Regions from separate parts of the Mus musculus genome. Here region 2 is linked to region 1. Evidence: chromatin loops called from intact Hi-C (ENCODE). Cell type or tissue: left cerebral cortex. All regions are shown on one strand.

Evidence for each region. Hi-C counts contacts between places; a loop is a spot of excess contacts. Peaks named below come from ENCODE experiments on the same cell type or tissue, not always from the same donor. Only the 100,000 strongest peaks of a DNase experiment are listed, where the experiment ranks them.
Region 2: it touches region 1 in a loop (5-fold over the local background); 5 of 42 quality-filtered maps call a loop at or near these places.

What each region holds. Positions count from the first base shown.
Region 1 is chr1:41,163,609-41,171,608 of GRCm38, forward strand. It overlaps 4930448I06Rik (RIKEN cDNA 4930448I06 gene), which reads right to left. Exons shown (of 3, transcript NR_040475.1): 3 at 3,952-4,230. Among named protein-coding and RNA genes, the nearest start is that of 4930448I06Rik, 14 kb to the right of the region's middle. In left cerebral cortex, no CTCF peak of the experiment used is centred here; a DNase peak (open chromatin) is centred at 3,052.
Region 2 is chr1:42,776,338-42,784,337 of GRCm38, forward strand. No RefSeq gene overlaps it. Among named protein-coding and RNA genes, the nearest start is that of Dalir, 30 kb to the left of the region's middle. In left cerebral cortex, a CTCF peak has its summit at 3,644; DNase peaks (open chromatin) are centred at 3,615, 4,171 and 5,372.

The DNA.
Region 1 (8,000 bases):
TCTCTGGCTATGAATAGAGCCTCATTTTTTCCCTATTGTTTTAGTTCTGAGACAAAAGGCATTTAAACCCTCTGAACAGTTATATACAGATACAGGATGCCAAGTTCTACCTACTATGACTTAGCAAATATCCTTCTTTACTGCCCTCAGTATTGGAAACTAATGGTGCTGTGGACAGAAACTACTGCCCAAACACGTAGAACTTGCTCTGCATCAGAGATATGCCCACCTTTTTAATATTGCAGCTTCCACACATGGCTTGCTCCATGAAGTAGTCATGCCAAATGGGCTTCTATTTCTTAAAGCCCAGAGTTATTAATGTGGGACAGTCTAAATGGAAGGCATATTTTGTTTTTAAATATTATCTCACCATGTTTGCTCAACAGCAAGGCTGAGACTTCAAACTCAGAATTACGTCCAATGTACACTTCTTTTCTTTTGATTATAACCTGAGATACTTTTTCCCCAACCAGACTATCTGGCTAGAAGAAACACACTAGTCTGTGATGTTTCCCCAGCTATCATGGTGTTGTCTTCCATGTATTTGACAATCTCAGTTTTCCCACTCAGAAAATGCTTCCTTTATCTCCCAATAGAGGTTTATGATTGTATGTCTCTTCCAGCCATTTCTCCAAAAGCTCTGTCTTAGTTAGGGTTTTATTGCTGTGAACAGACACCAAGACCAAGGCAACTCTTATAAGGACAACATTTAATTGGGACTGGTTTACAGGTTCAGAGGTTCAGTCCATTATCATCAAAGTGTGAGCATGGCAGAGTCCAGGCAGGCATGGTGTAGGAAGAACTGAGAGTTCTACATCTTCATCTGAAGGCTGCTAGGAGAAGACTGGCTCTCAAGTGCTTAGGAGGAGGGTCTCATTGCTAAAGTGAAGTACTTCTTCCAACAAGATCACACCTCCTTATAGTGCCACTCTCTGGTGGGTCAAGCATATTCAAACCACCACAATGTCCTTCAGCCAAAAATGAATCTCTTTTATTCAGGACTTCTCAGATGGCTTGCTAATATCTATCCCTTTGAAAGTTTTCCCTTCTGTCCATGAGGATGGCCACTCCCAGCCCTTGAGCATGGTGTCTCATAGTACCTCAATAGAACTCTCCCACACTTTGAGCATGGTGTCTCACAGTACCTCAGGAGGATGTGCGTACTCATGTGATGGACTATGTAGGAAATTTATGGAATGGTGACTCAGACGATTGGGATATGCTTGTCAACAGCTCTGGAATTTCTATTTTCTCAAAATTATATATCATGGGTTTACTCTGATGTTCCTTAACCCAACATGTTGCCTACAGTTGGCATGGTGGGTATAGATGATTAAGATACAAAAGTAAAAATAAAATGTGTTCAAGCTTGTGCTGTTCCTTATAATTAGCCTTCATTATTTAAGGATATATTTGTGAATTTTTTGAGACAATGTCTCACTGTGTTCTAACTATCCTGGGACTTACTATGGTGATCCTCTTAGCTCTGCTTCCCCAGTGTTAGGATTACAAATGTCTTCCCTAACTTTAAAATTTTGAAATCTTAACTTGACACCTACCATGAAATTTCTTAAAATTTAATTTATTTTGATACATAAAGAATTTACTCTGGGTAGGGCTGGGGTAGACAATGGAGAGGTGCAAAGAAGAATGTCACTGACCCTGGCTGGCACTGGACCACTAACACTAGTCAATATAACTAGTGATACAGGATACCTGAAAGTGATTGCCATTAGAACCCAAAGTCATGGAGGAGTCTTTTAGACCAGAGGACTACTCCTTTTGTACATTACACAGATACAACTAAAAGCAGTGAAGAGAGGATACACAAAGAAGGGAAAATACTTTAAGCAACTATGAGGGAAAGCCAGCTCATACTGGAAACAGTGGGGCTGCCTGTTGTCAGAGGATAAGGTATATAGGCAGATATAGACCACAAGACTGGAGGAAAACATTGGCCCAAAGGTGGATAGAACTAGCAGGAGAGACAAGGATGCTAGGATTCGGTAAGACAGTGATGGATAGCTGTGATGGACCCTTGAACAGAAGATAGGGTGTGGGTACAGATTACAGCTGCCATGCTTTGGAGTTTATCTAGCGCCACACACAGATGGTTAGGAGAAAGACAAGTCAACAGTGAACCCCAATGCTACTGTTACTAGTTCACCCACTTGGATACAGAAGCATCGTTCTAGAGATGACTGTAAATCAAGTATTGTTTTCTTCTCATGAAGGTCATGGGTGCTGTGTAGAACAGGGGTGCTCTTAGTCTACCTGATAAACACAGTGATATTATCTATCTCATGGCTTGAAATCTGAAGAAAAATTCTGTGTAATGGCCACATCCAAAATGGTGGTCAAGTCCACAGTGTGCCTAAGTTTCTGAAAACACAAAGCTCAGGACATGAATAGATTGTCTGCCTGATTTGGTTTGGACCAAACATTTTGCAACTGATTCCGTCTCTGGATCCCCCAGTCAGGCCTCACCTCTCATGACAAGAGACCACAATGGCAGTTCCCCAGCTTTCTGTATTGCCTGGCCCACTGCTTTTACTTTTTGTTTCAATCAACAGTTCTCTTCTCCATTCCCTTTTCTTCTCCCCTCAAGCGAAGATACTTGGTAAAGTGCTCTGCTTGCCTGCTGACAGAGCAGAGTCGAAGGCAAGATGACAGGGGAGGAAGTTCCTTTCTTCCAGAAGCAATATCTTGGAGGTGGGCTGTCAGGGAGCCTGTGAGATCTGAAGTTTCAGAGTCTGAATGAAAGAAACACTCAGATAACAAAACAGAGTGCCGGCGGAGGATGCTTCATCTGCTCTGGCCAAATCCCTTCTTTCTTTCCATCCTTTCTCTTCTAATAACAGCTGCCCTCTCATTCCGTGTTACTCTGCTGTGAAGAACAAAACCTCCCTCTGACTATCTGTTTTTCTTTTCTTCCCCAGAGTAGGTCTCATTACTGGTGATTAGCAGATGATTAAAACCAATTCAGCTTCCCCCAGTAGATATTTTCTCCCTGTTTGTGCCGAATGCGTCAGCCTTCAATGAACGTGCTCCTAAGCTTATTAACGGGCTCAGAGGATTAGCTGCCGCCAAGCTCAGTGGCTCCCATATTGTGATGCAGGGAGAGACATGGAGCCATTTGCTGAGTGCAGACAGGACCGCTGGGACCCAACTATCTAAATCACAATTTTATTTTCCATGTAGAGCAAGATAAAAGAAAACCCAACTGTAATTACAAAAACTCAACGTTTGGACAAGTCTGAAAATAGCCTTGGACTCAGTAGCAGAAATAGGCTAAGCCAATCAGGAGGGGCATGGATGGAATGTGTGTGTGTGTGTGTGTGTGTGTGTGTGTGTGTGTGTGTGTGTGTGTGCAGCACACATGACATAAACTCATGCAGTTTATCCATGTCTGTCCTGGTGGATGAAACTAAAGGGCTTTGCTTAGCCTCTGCATTGACTGTGGTGCCTACACAGCATGTGTTTGTACAAGACCCTTGCGGATAGATCTTTCTCTTATTGAAGAATACCATCAATTAAGAGTGTAACTGACCATGAATGAAGGTATTACTAGAAAGAACATTTCATCCTCCTGGCCTGTGAAGCTAGTTACAGACACAGACAAAGGAATTCTAAATAACTGGGTTCACTTTAGCTTAAGAACATAAAAATGAGAAGAATTTTTAAGGTTTTCTTATGTTCAAGGGATTTCTTTACTGCATAAGTAACTGCACGATAATGATGGTGACAACCACTAGCAAGAGACTCACTAGCTAGTATCATAATTAGTACATCAGAAAGCACCGAAGGAACATGGTTCTAGACATTTCTGAAAGAATACCGTCTCCTGTTGTAACTGTGCTGTGTGATGCGTTTAAAAGATTGTGTTTCAGGGAGTGGGGAAGGGGAGACCACACTGATTCATTCTTTCAAATCACTTCTTACTTTAAATCTCGAAGTTTTTTCCATTTATTTTTTTTTCCCTCCTTTTCAATGCAGCTTAACTCTGAGAGTGCTGGAGCTTGAAATCTGTTTCTGATTCATAATAGCAACAGGGTTTGTAGAAAAATGTCAACAAATCCCCTATCACCAGAGAAGGCAGGAAATGTGAAAGGCAAGCCACGCCAGCCTCACATGGCTGCATGATGGAGTAAGTCTGTTGATGAAGGGAAGAGGGCAACTCCCAGCAAACCAGTGCCTTCTGTCCTGTCCGGCAGCACGGTCCAGCCAGGCCTACAAAACAAAGGAAGCCATGATGAAACAATGGGAAAGTGGTGAGGAGTTAGTGTATGATACTCTCAATCACCAAAAAATGGCACAATCATATTTCACTTAGTTTCAATTACTTAATAACCTAAGGGCAAACGACAGACAACGAGTTATCAATTGGTTTAATTTTACTAGCATTTAAAAGTCTTCAGAACATCTCTGACTGTGGTTGGTCTCTCTAGTAGGTAATTGTTGAAGGACCAATTCACTTCTCATTAAGCAACAGGCATCAAGAAAACACAGTATGTTCAATCAAATGACAGTGGCACCCAGATGAAGGAAACAGAATATAATGAAAGCGGAAGGAATAAATACCTACCCACAGCCTATGAGCAATACAAGATGTATTTGAAACAAAACGTGTTCATAATATGTAACTGGAATGAACTGGGATGTTTGTGGCTTAACAAGTTCCATAAGCCTTTTTAAAGTGCCTATGCAACAGAAACTGGAGGATGGACATGTGGGAGATGATGTGACAAAGGAAAATATTGCTTAATGCAATTAATTCTCTTGGATGTGTTTCCCTGGCACTCGAGAGAGCTTTGGTGTCAGTACAGGGACAAGTTCACGAGCAGGGCAGTGCCAGCCTCAGCTGATGAATAAAAGAAGCAGTGTGCCATGGGAAGGGATGGGTATTTCAGTTCCCTCCACAGCCGGCTTTGCAGAGCGCAAGGCCTTAGCAGCATTTTGAACTGAGAACCCTTCCACCTGCTGAATTAAACATCATAAAAGGAGAGCCACCTGCATTTTTCCCACAGTCCCTCAAACACCAAGCTGTACTACAAACACTGTCCTGTAACTCCAGGAATTGAGAATTGTTCCGACTCCTTGAGACACTGGTTCGTTCTGTCAGTCATAATTTGTCTTTCCTATTCCTTGCAGGGTCATGGGATGGAAAGCCACAATGCAGAGGCTAGGTTCTTCTGGGAGAATGCTCCCGGGAGGCTTCTTTTATCCTTATCAATCAGATAGCATAGCAGTCAGGAGCTACACTCTTCAGTTTGGTCCAAGTCACTTGTGAGTGGCGATGAAAACTCCCTGTCTCAAATACCTGGATCAGGAGTGTTTCATTACTGGTTTTTCATTCTAGACTTTAGAGTATTTACATGTAAATAGTAAAAACACTTGTACGTACATCTTAAAACCGAGACCATCATTAATCAAGGGATTTATTAGCTTCATGAAGTTCTGTAATGTGGAGCCAGGCCATTTTATGTAGTATTTTTAGACACCCTGTGGTCTGTACATGAACCTAGATATAGAATTCCCACTTGTGTAACCATCCAGGACTCAAGAAAGGTGAGGTTTTAGATTTTAGATTTTAGAGTTTAAATTTTAAGTTTTGGATGTAGATTTTGGATGGTCTTCAGATTTCCAAATTATAAATGCTGTGGCTATATAATGTTGAGAAACTTAACAGGTCAACCTTTAGTTATGGCATGTATGTGATGGAGGAAACCACCTCTTCCATAGCTTTTAACAAATTAAGTAACACAGGGAGGGTTACTCAATATTCAAAAAGCACTTGTCACAGGGCCAGATCATAGCAATGTTTTTTTTTGTTTGTTTGTTTGGTTTTTTTTTTTTTTGTGGTGAAGAAAGTCAAACGTTAGTAAATAATTTCTAATGTGAAGACCCTGTTCAAGTCATGAGTACAAAGGAAGTCATCTGAGTGGATGAAGACATCTATAGGAAGTTACAAGAGAGAGCAGCTACCACATAAGAGAAAGTTAGAGCCAGAGTGAAACAGTAGGAGAAAATGTATGGGACATGACCCAATGAAAGATCCATAATGAGGACCACTGGCATTGCTCAGCCAGTGAAGGCTCCTGCTACCAAATTTGAGAACCTGAGTGCAGTTCCAGAATTTACAAGGTGGAAGGACTGAACTGCCTCCCATGCATCACCCTCTGACTTCCCCTGATCCACATTCAAGCATGAACATATAGATACATACATGCACACATGCACACAAACACACACATACACACAGGAAATAAATAAAAATGCCATAAAGGGATCAAAAGTGGTCATTGAACCATTTGAAAGTGATAAATGAATGTTAGAGACCGTAAATATTATCAGAGAAGAGAAAGAACATTAAGGTATACACTGGCATCACCTGAATAAAATCTGTAAGTGGGAAGCAACTACCCAGGTGCCTTCCGTGGTGGTCAGCTGGGTGTCTCTTTCTCTCTGTCTAAAGGACATTGTTCAGAAAGCCACCTTCCAGATACATGCAAGCAAGGCATTGATCCACTTCTGGGAACATTATCACTATCATCATTAGTAATAATGCAACTCAACAGCACAGCCAGTTTAACCCAACCATTTGGAAAGAAGTACAAGTCTCTGTTATCCCATTCATAACTTCAAGGTTTTATTCAGTGGCACAACCATGTAATACACAAGGGGGAGATGCCTCAGAGTGGTAGATGTGGGCATAACTTTGCCTTTTGAGAACATGATTGGGAATTATTACAAAAAGGTGAGTATGAGATACAAAGAGAACAAAAGAAAAAGGGAATGAGAGAAAATGTTGGGGGTTGGTCCTGATGCTTTGAAGTAATTGGAATCTGCGTGCCCAAATGTTGAAGGTCCTTGTCCCATTGTTTTTTGATCCACTGATAAAGAGCCAATGGCAGGGTGGAGAGAGAGGGGCAGAACCTTTAGATTTGCACAGAAAAGGAACTGGGAGAAAGGAAGACAGAGAATTGCCATGACTGGGGAGAAGGAATGGGTGTAAGAGCTGTAGAAATAAAAGTCCACCAGCCATGTAAGAATTTGGATAAGTGGCCACTGACCACTTCACAGATTGGGACTGGGGCAGCAGCAGAAGGTTTAGGAGTGCCCAGCCTTAGAGTTAGTCATTGCATGTCAAAAATGAAAGACATGTGTGTGTGTGTGTATGTGTGTGTGTTTCATTCATGAATCCAATTAGCTCCTGGGCAGATGTAGGCATGAGACCCACCAGAAGCCAAAGCAGAGTAGCCAACTACAGCTACATGCACAGTTCTTTCTTGTGGTATGTGTCAGGCCCTGGGATCCTGGCTTTCCTTGGACTGGAGAGAGTACTTTGCAAATAACAAATTCAAGGAAATTGAACTTGTCCAGAGGTGGATGGACAGCAGAAATCAAGGAAATGGCTTAGATACATGGGGAAAATTATAGTGATGAAAGAATATCATTCCACATAAACATTTGTCAAGAGAAAATGTAGCTGCTAGAGAGAAGGCTCCTTTCCTTAGTATCCATCAGTCAGCCAGTATCTCCACAGACCAGCTGCTGGGTGACTGAGGAGTGGCTGGGAGTGAAGTGCAGGGTGACAGGCCAGTGGTCCTTGTAGGATAAACTAAGCAGGGGTGAGGACAAAGGGGCATGAAAGGCCTTCTATCACTGCATCCCTGAATGAGAAGGATGAGTGGAACGTGCCATGAGAGTCTGCAAGGTCAATTTACCCCTGCTTCTCATGGCTAGTCTAACAAGGAAGTTGAGTTGATTCAGCGATAATTTTCATGGAGTATCCAAAAGCTTGATAGATTTAGTTAGTCATTAAAAGAAAGTTAAATGCTGGGTGTGATGGCAAATGTTTCCTGTTGACTCCAGAATGGGGGAGACTGACAGGGGAGGGGATGATGGCTTCTAGTTTTCCCTATGTACATGTCGAGACACTAACTCAAAACAAGAAATCAAATCAAACAAAACCAGAACATCCAATTTGCACCACCAAG
Region 2 (8,000 bases), 1.6 Mb after region 1:
AACAGACTAATTAATTTTCAAATTTTAAAAGATGTATTTATTTTATATGTCTTGAGTGCTTTGTCTGTATGTGTGTATATGTACCGTATACATGCCTAGTTTCATGGAGTTCAGAGGAGAGTATCAGGTCCCCTGGAATTGGAGTTAGGAATGTTTACGAATCACCCGTAGGTGATGAGATTTGAACCTGGGTTCTCTGCAAGAGCAACACATGCTCTTAACCACTGAGCCATCTCCCCAGCCCTTGCAACAGATTTATTAAATTAAAGGAAGACTAGGTGACCAACAACCAGAGGAAAGCTATTTAAACACCAAACTGTGTTTACTTTCTGCTTGTTATAAAGAAGACAGGACATAGAGAGCTCATATGCATCCTTTGAGATCGTAGCTGGAAATGGTTGTGACCAACCAATAATGGGGTTTTGCCTTACCCTTAAAAGGGATGCTTTACAATTGTCAAGACTATATAAATTTTCTTTGTGTTTACTTTATTTATCAATTTGTCCACTCCCTTCCTCACCTCATATTGTTGTTGATACCTTAGAGAGGAAGCTGGTCTCTTTAAAAAAAAAAATAAGATTTTTGATTCCTCCTAAATGGCCCCTTAAAACTCTGCCAAACTGAACTTTAAAACTCCATTTTCAGTTATTACACAATTTCTCTATTTTTGAGTCAGGAGCTGTGTGGTTGCTATTTTTTGACTTTTCAATTTCAAGCTCATACCTTAAATATCCTCCTCCTCTTCTTCCTCATCCTCCCTTTCTTCCTCCTCCTCTACCTCCTCCTTTTCTTCTAAGCTCACAGAGGGTTTAGTCATTGAGGAACTTGGTCTCACAAAAGTTACCCAGCTTCTACAGAACTCGGTTTTCTGACCTGTGAAAATTGGATAGTTTTCTGGATGTGTGTCCACTGGGCAGTAAGCTCAAGTTCAGAGCAGTGAAGGTCTACCCTTTCTTCTTCGGCCATGACTCTCTCAAAGGCTTACTTTGGAGAAAGTAATGTTTTAACCTACCTGATAAGTCATGATATCTTCTCAGCTCCCTTTCCCTTTAAAAAAAAAAAATCTGTGAGCTTTTAAGAATAGCAATAGAATCCCCATAAAACCATCGCAGTCCCCAACCACACAGTGAGCTGCCTAGATTTTGAAGCAGATCCTTTTTAGAGTAACAAATCCCTTTGTGATTAGAATAATTACCTATCATCTTAGAGAGAGAGAGATATCAGATATTTCTATGAAGCCATGTGCCATGTGGTAAGGACCCTGGGCACTGAGCCATGTTGGCTCCAGGTGGGTCCTGCACACACAGCAAAGGCTGACAAGTCACACTCATGGTCCAAATCTCAGGCATCAGAGTCTGTAGGAAGGAGGCCTTCCATCCTGGCTCTGTCCAGGTATACCTGCCAGATGCAGCAATAGGGGCATTTTAAGAAGACCATTGTAAATTAGTGGGAGGAAGACTCTCAGACACAGCTTCCAAATCACCCAGGAGACAGTAAAGCGCTGAAAGAGCCAATGAACGAAATGAGCCAGCAGTGCATGTACCCTGGGCAGCTCCGCAAACTGTGGCTCCGACACCAACCAGGCTGGTGCTCACATCACAGACCTCTCTCGCAAGGCTGACTGTTCTTGCTCATGTGGGTCACGTGGTGCAGTCTATAGAGAATTGGAAACACTGGGTAATTTGGAAGGTAAACATTTTGAGACACACAAGTGCCCTGAAACAGAGAAAAGATGTGACCCTATAATTAACAGAGTGGGCACCAAGTTTCATTCCAGGGTAGCTGGTTTATTTGCTTGAAGACGTGCACCCTGTTTAAAATCCACCCATACATGGTTAAAACACAATGCACATCTCTAAAATTATTGTACAAAACAGAACATTAAGGAGGAAAGGACTCTGTCTCTCTCCTGCCTTTCTAAGCCCCTACCTGCTGTTGGTTTTAAAGGTAGTATCCTTTGCTCTGGGAGTGAGCATGGGTGCAGCAGGCTGGAGGAGTGGAGTTTTTACCCCAGTTTATCTTATAAAAGTGAACATTTCAACCAGAATGGTTGCCTCCAATATAACAAGTGTATATGTGTAAAGCTCTTGGTGGGTAGGATTCTTGCATTCACTTTGTCTGCAGCCATTATTACTAAGTCATGAACTGCATTTAACACAAGAGCCTGCAACAGGTATTATTACACAGCTAGTTATTACAATTACACAGCTAGCTTGCCCAAACTGGACATCTTGCTCTAGATTAATTTTCTAGAATTGCCATGGATACAGAGAGGGGTTGGAAGAAGATCAGGGTGTTCTCAAGATTACTCTCACCTGAGGCCTTACCTGTGTCCAATGCCTTCTCCCACAACTTCCTAGCTATAAATTCCCACCTTTCTGTGCATGGTGATGTCACCACCTCCTCTTCTTAACGGAAACCAGTCATAGTGGATGTGACCCCCACACCAGTGACCTTGACCTAGGTGTAAACCCTCCTTAAAGGCTCTTTCCCAGGTGCAGTTAGGGACTCAGAGTGGGTGCAGTGAAGACCATGAATGCCTCTGTGTCAGGAAAAACATGGTTTTTCATTAGCATTTAGGAATGACAGTTACTCAGCTTCGCACAGCTGGGTGTATAAATGAATGAATAGGGAAGCAGACACCACCTAGACCCTTTGCTTATCTTCCCTAAGGCAACCCTCCGTGTTCTCTAACAGGCTCCTGGTGGAACCAGACTCTTCTAGGCTAAGTTAGCACAAAGGAATTTTATCATAATCTACTTGGGGGTTCATTCAACTCAGGAAGCTTTGATAACAGAAACTAGTTGAGGTCTGCTTAAATTGAGGTTTGTCCAAGCCAGGGAGGAAACTGACAAGCTACCTTGGTCTTTCGATGAGAAGACCCCACACTGAAAGGTGTAATCTACCTCTTAAATAGGAGAACATGGATATTTCATAAGCTCTATGAGTTCTATACCCAGCCTCCAAAAGGGCTGACAGATGTGCCCCCTCCCTCTGGAATCTTCCCTTTAATGTCTTGTTTGTGGTAGCCTGGAAGTCTTCTTGTGGCGTTATTATATCACCCCTGAAACTGTGCGGTAGAGGGATGGATTGATTATCCTACATCTAGTTTAAGGTTTTAAAGATCTTATTTTAACTCAACAATAACTTTACACTCATGTTCATGCTCCTTTCCAATGTTCCTCCGTTAAGTTCTTGTAGACGCTCCTTTGGGGATTTAATAAAGGTGTCAGCTCAAGGAACATCTTGAACAGCATATAATTTCATCAGATATTGGTCACCACATTGCTTGAGCATGAAGCTTTTAAAGAAAATTAAAGTGAAGGAAAAAAAAGGTCTGGTATTGGTTATTAACTCTGCCTCAGGGTGACTTCTCTTCAGGGGCGATTAAATATCAGCTCTGGGCTGTTAGGTTTAGTGGCTTTGCTTGTAGATGGCACATTCTACTTCAAGGACAACCTCAACTCAAGATGCTGGGATGTTCGACAGTGGTGCTGAGGCAGCCTCTGCAAAGCCAGCTTGGTATGAAACGGAAGATGTGACCATCTCTCTATGCTCTGACCTTTCTTCCTTAAGAAACAACTTTTGCATTACCAGGTAAATGCCCTTTCCATGGGATTTCCGTGGAACGCTGGGGACATCCTGTGGTCAGTATGGCTTAAGGCAGCGATTCTCAGCCAGGCTCTCAGGGAATAAAGAGGTCTCCCCTGAAAAAAATCCCAGCTTGTCTTGCAAGACCAAAAATAAAAAGAGAAAAAGAATGAGAGGAAGGAAGGAAGGAAAGAAGGAAGGAAGAAATAAAGAGCAAAGAGAAATACCACTCTGTTGTTTCTACAATAGAAACATCACTTTTGTGAGCAATGAGATTTTTTTTTTCAGTGAATGTGAACAGCGTAAAACCTACTGGCAACAGTTTAACTGAGATCAAATGAGGCCTCACAAGCTTGGAGGAGGAGGGCCATGTTGCTAGGTGTTGCTCTTCAGCCCTACCTGCTTCCTATGATCTGCTGTTTGCAGGGTAGCTGTACTCTGGCTCAACTTCTTGTCCTCCCAGGAAGCGGGCTTCTGTGAAAGCACCCAGCGTGGCTTAACGGGAAAACAGTGGGTATTTTGGCAGCTTTACACCACAGATAGTGCCCCAGTGGCACGAAATTGAAGCCGTTTAGCTGTAAATGTGATATCGCACTTGACGATTTCCCTTGGCAAAGCTCTGGGCCGCCCACATTGAATAGAGGCAGAGAAATGGAACTTGGGTGAAAAGCCAGCCACAGGAGAAGCGGACCGAAGGGGCTCATAAACGCATTCGTCCATCATTTACCGTCCGAACGCCACTCTCCACTCAGGCTACCAGGAGCAGGCAGCCCCACTTATGCGACGGGGAGCAGGCAGTGAAGTTGCTGTTGTTCTTCTGTTTATTAAAAACGGATGGGAGCACTTGACAGAAAAATCAAACTTCTGGCCATGGCTCATTAATCCCTGTTGTGTCTGTCAAGGGGATGTGTTCTGAGTTCCAATAAGCCTGGAGAAGTAAGTTTGCTTCTAAGCTTGGGCATTTTCTCTAAGTTTGAATGGAGAAAAAGACACGCCAGTCACCTCCAAGGAGAGATAGACTCTGAACCTGTTTTTAGACCTACCTAAGTGCAATTCCGTATAAGTGACTTGGTTTAAGTGAAAAGCGATCGTCATTAATAATTTTATTGTTGATATCTGACATAGTGTCCCTTGAGGAGAGGTAGAGTCTGCTAGCATAACTTTTCCAGGATTTAACGTTTATACAGCTCTCCAGCTCTTGCAGACATATCTTAGAGGGATACCCTGGTAGACTGTTTGGATGTGCCTGAAGTCAATCAGACAAGTATAGCCCTCTATCAAATACTTACTCCTTAGCTTCTTGCCCAATTATAGGGAAAAGACCATCCTCAACTCAGACTGATTACAGCAACCCAGAAGACAGAGACAGCATCTCCTGGCCCCTTTCTTTAGAACAATTACTGTTTGTGAGGAAATCGAGATGTCAAACTCTTCGCTTTGGCTTCTGGTATAGTTACAGTTAATATTAGGGCCAGAGGAAAGGCACGTTTTCCGGCTCATTTAGGGGTTGTGCGACTCATGTTCCTGAGATTCCCAAAGCAGCCCTTCGTTCCTTTTGTGTGACAGTGTATAGGATCCTTAGCACACTCCTTATAGAGGTACATAAGGATTTGGTGAAATGATGAGTGTAAATGGAATAAACCCAGCGTGTGTCCTGTCAGACGCACACAGGAAGTTCCTCTTGCCATAGCTGTTAGGATGATTCCACGTTGCCATCCATCTTCCACGAGAGAAGTGTCTGCTGGAAACTGCAGCCTTTCTCCCACAGTGTTCCCAAGCTGTCTGCCAGGAGAGCGCTGGGAAGGGAAGGCATCTGCAGAAGGCTCCTGCCAGGCCTGCTCACTGGTTGGATGGCGATTGAACTCATAATTCTGGACTCCATTCTGGTCTGGCTGCTGTGACTGATACAGAGAAGTTTGAAATCTTGGCTCTGCACTCAATAAGCATAAATCTCACCCACATTAGCGCTGATGGGAAACTCTCGGTGTAGGCTAGATATCTTAAGTCAGGGGCTTTAAAGTTAAAGTAGGCAAAAACCCCAAAGGAAGCTTAAGGCTGAGGGGGCAACAGCTCAGAAGGGAGCAGGAGACGGAACCAAGCACCTGCTACGTATTTGGGTTCACCCTCAGGGCTGCAGATTAGCTGAGCTGTGCCTCCCAGCATTTCTGTGTGCATAACTGGTTCTTGTTTAGAAACTCGCATGGTGGGTCATTTTTCTTTCTGTACCTCTAGAGAATTGAAACCACATCTCCCGAGTATGGAGCACAGTTCAGCTAGAAGCCAGAAACACAGATTATCTTGTCTTCCTATAAGACCCAAACTCCGATCAATTCTTCTGGAAACGTTCACTGAGCACCCTTGGTGGTGGGTATAAGCCAGAGCTAGCAGGAGCTAGTCGGGAAGCCTGGCTTCTCCAGTGGCAAACCTGTGTGTCAGGCTGCAAGGAGCTCGGATGCTTATCCGGCCCTAGGTAAAGTAACAGATTTTTTTTTAAGACAGCAGTGACTTGCATTTGTGTAGAGTGCATGCCCCACGGTCCACGTGCTGCGGGCTAGGTGGGTAGGACTGTAGAATCACAATGATAAATCTCTCAAGTGGAGCCTATAATGCGAGGCAGTTAGGATAGGACACAGCAGCACTGTGAAGCAGTACTGGTTATCCCAGGAGGGAGTTAATTCTCTAGAAAGCAGGCTGCTATAAAGCAAGGTCACACATGTACCTTTTCCTTTCTCTACAAGATTCCAACGAAGCCAGGGCATTTGCTAGCAGCCAAATAGATAGAAACACCTGATCGTGGACTTTCACCCTTCAAAGGTGTAAACTGAGTAGGTCTCTTTTTTTTTAAAACAAGTTACCCAGTATCAAACACTGCTATAATAACACAAATGCATGTTAAAAGCCACCAAAGCAAGACAGAGCTCACTTGAGGACAGTCAGGAGAGCTTTTGGAACTGTGAGAGTTCCTTTTAACTGGACGCTGGAGGGCTGTTAGTGTGATAGAAATTCCCTACTGCAGCACATTTTGAATGGGGGGGGGTGGGTCACATAGCTGAGCACCGGGGTCAGTGGTCAACACACTATGGCATATATGTGGGAGGAGTCAACTTATAAAGAAGCCTCTAGAAATCTCGTCTTGGGACGGACATAGTGTTTCAAGGAATGTTCCAGGTCTGATCCTTACCCTGCTAATCTTCTTGAAACCAGTTTATTCTCTGTTAAGAGATACATCAAGATTTGGAAATCTAATTTACATTGTGATTTTTTTTTTTTTACTTATATTAGAATTAAGCCCTGTTTATCCCTCCCTTTTGCACTGGGCCAGAGCCTGTGAATCTGGAGACCACGGGTAGCAGCTCCATACAGGAGCATCGGCTCTGTGAGCCGTATTTTCTATTTTTATTAGCATTTCTTATTTGCCCACAGCCTGATTTCTTTTGGGCTTGACATAATTTGCATGATTGAGTTAATCCAAGTGTGAAATGCAATAGAGACCTGATTCAATGGGTGGCCGGAATGCAGCATGATTGGAACATAAAAGGGATGGAGCAAGGCTCTGCCCCACAATGCCAGGTGCAGACACACCACAATGGGAGATCAGAACTGATCCACAGGACCAGACAGTGCTCCAGGAGGGAGTGGAGGGTGCTCAGCACAGGAATGCAGTTTTCAAAGCCCCTTCTTCGAATATTTCCCGGGGTAGGTTTGACATTTGAGATGGGCAACGAGACAGCATCCAGGTGGAATCGAAATTTTGTAGCCTAAATCCTACCGCACTCTTTGTAAAAGAGATATTTTCACACTCCGTGTATCTAGGCCTACATATATATTTACACTCACACCTGTTATCTTAAAATCCCATCGGGCTCATGGAGAAGCAGCATAGAACACTCCCTCGTACCGCCTTCCACTTTCCCTACAACGCTATGATCAAGACTGACATTAAAATAAATGCAATGCTATTAGATAAACGACCAGTTAGAGAAAAGCTCCTAGTTATCCAACTCTGATTACAAGGCCCAAGGGTGCTTGCTGATGAAAAGAGCCAGGAGGAGCTGGGTGAGACACCTGTAATCCCAGCAGGAGGCAGGAGGATTGTGAATTTGATTCTAGCTTGAGTTATATAGAGACCTTGTCTCAAAACCAAACCAAACAAATACAACCATACTAGCTACAAAGCAACAACAGCGACGGCAAGCTGTTTCACTACCAAGTGTTATAAAAATCTTTAGACAAAATCTTATCATGACCTTCTAGGCAGCACCACACCCTTCCCAGAACCAGTACAGAAACAGGGTACTTTCCTTAGGAACTGACTGTCCCAAAACTCCCATTATCCCAAAACTCCCCATTATCCAAGCTGTCTTATTCATCTAACTTGTAGCCATAGTAGTTTGTTACAAGTGATTTAC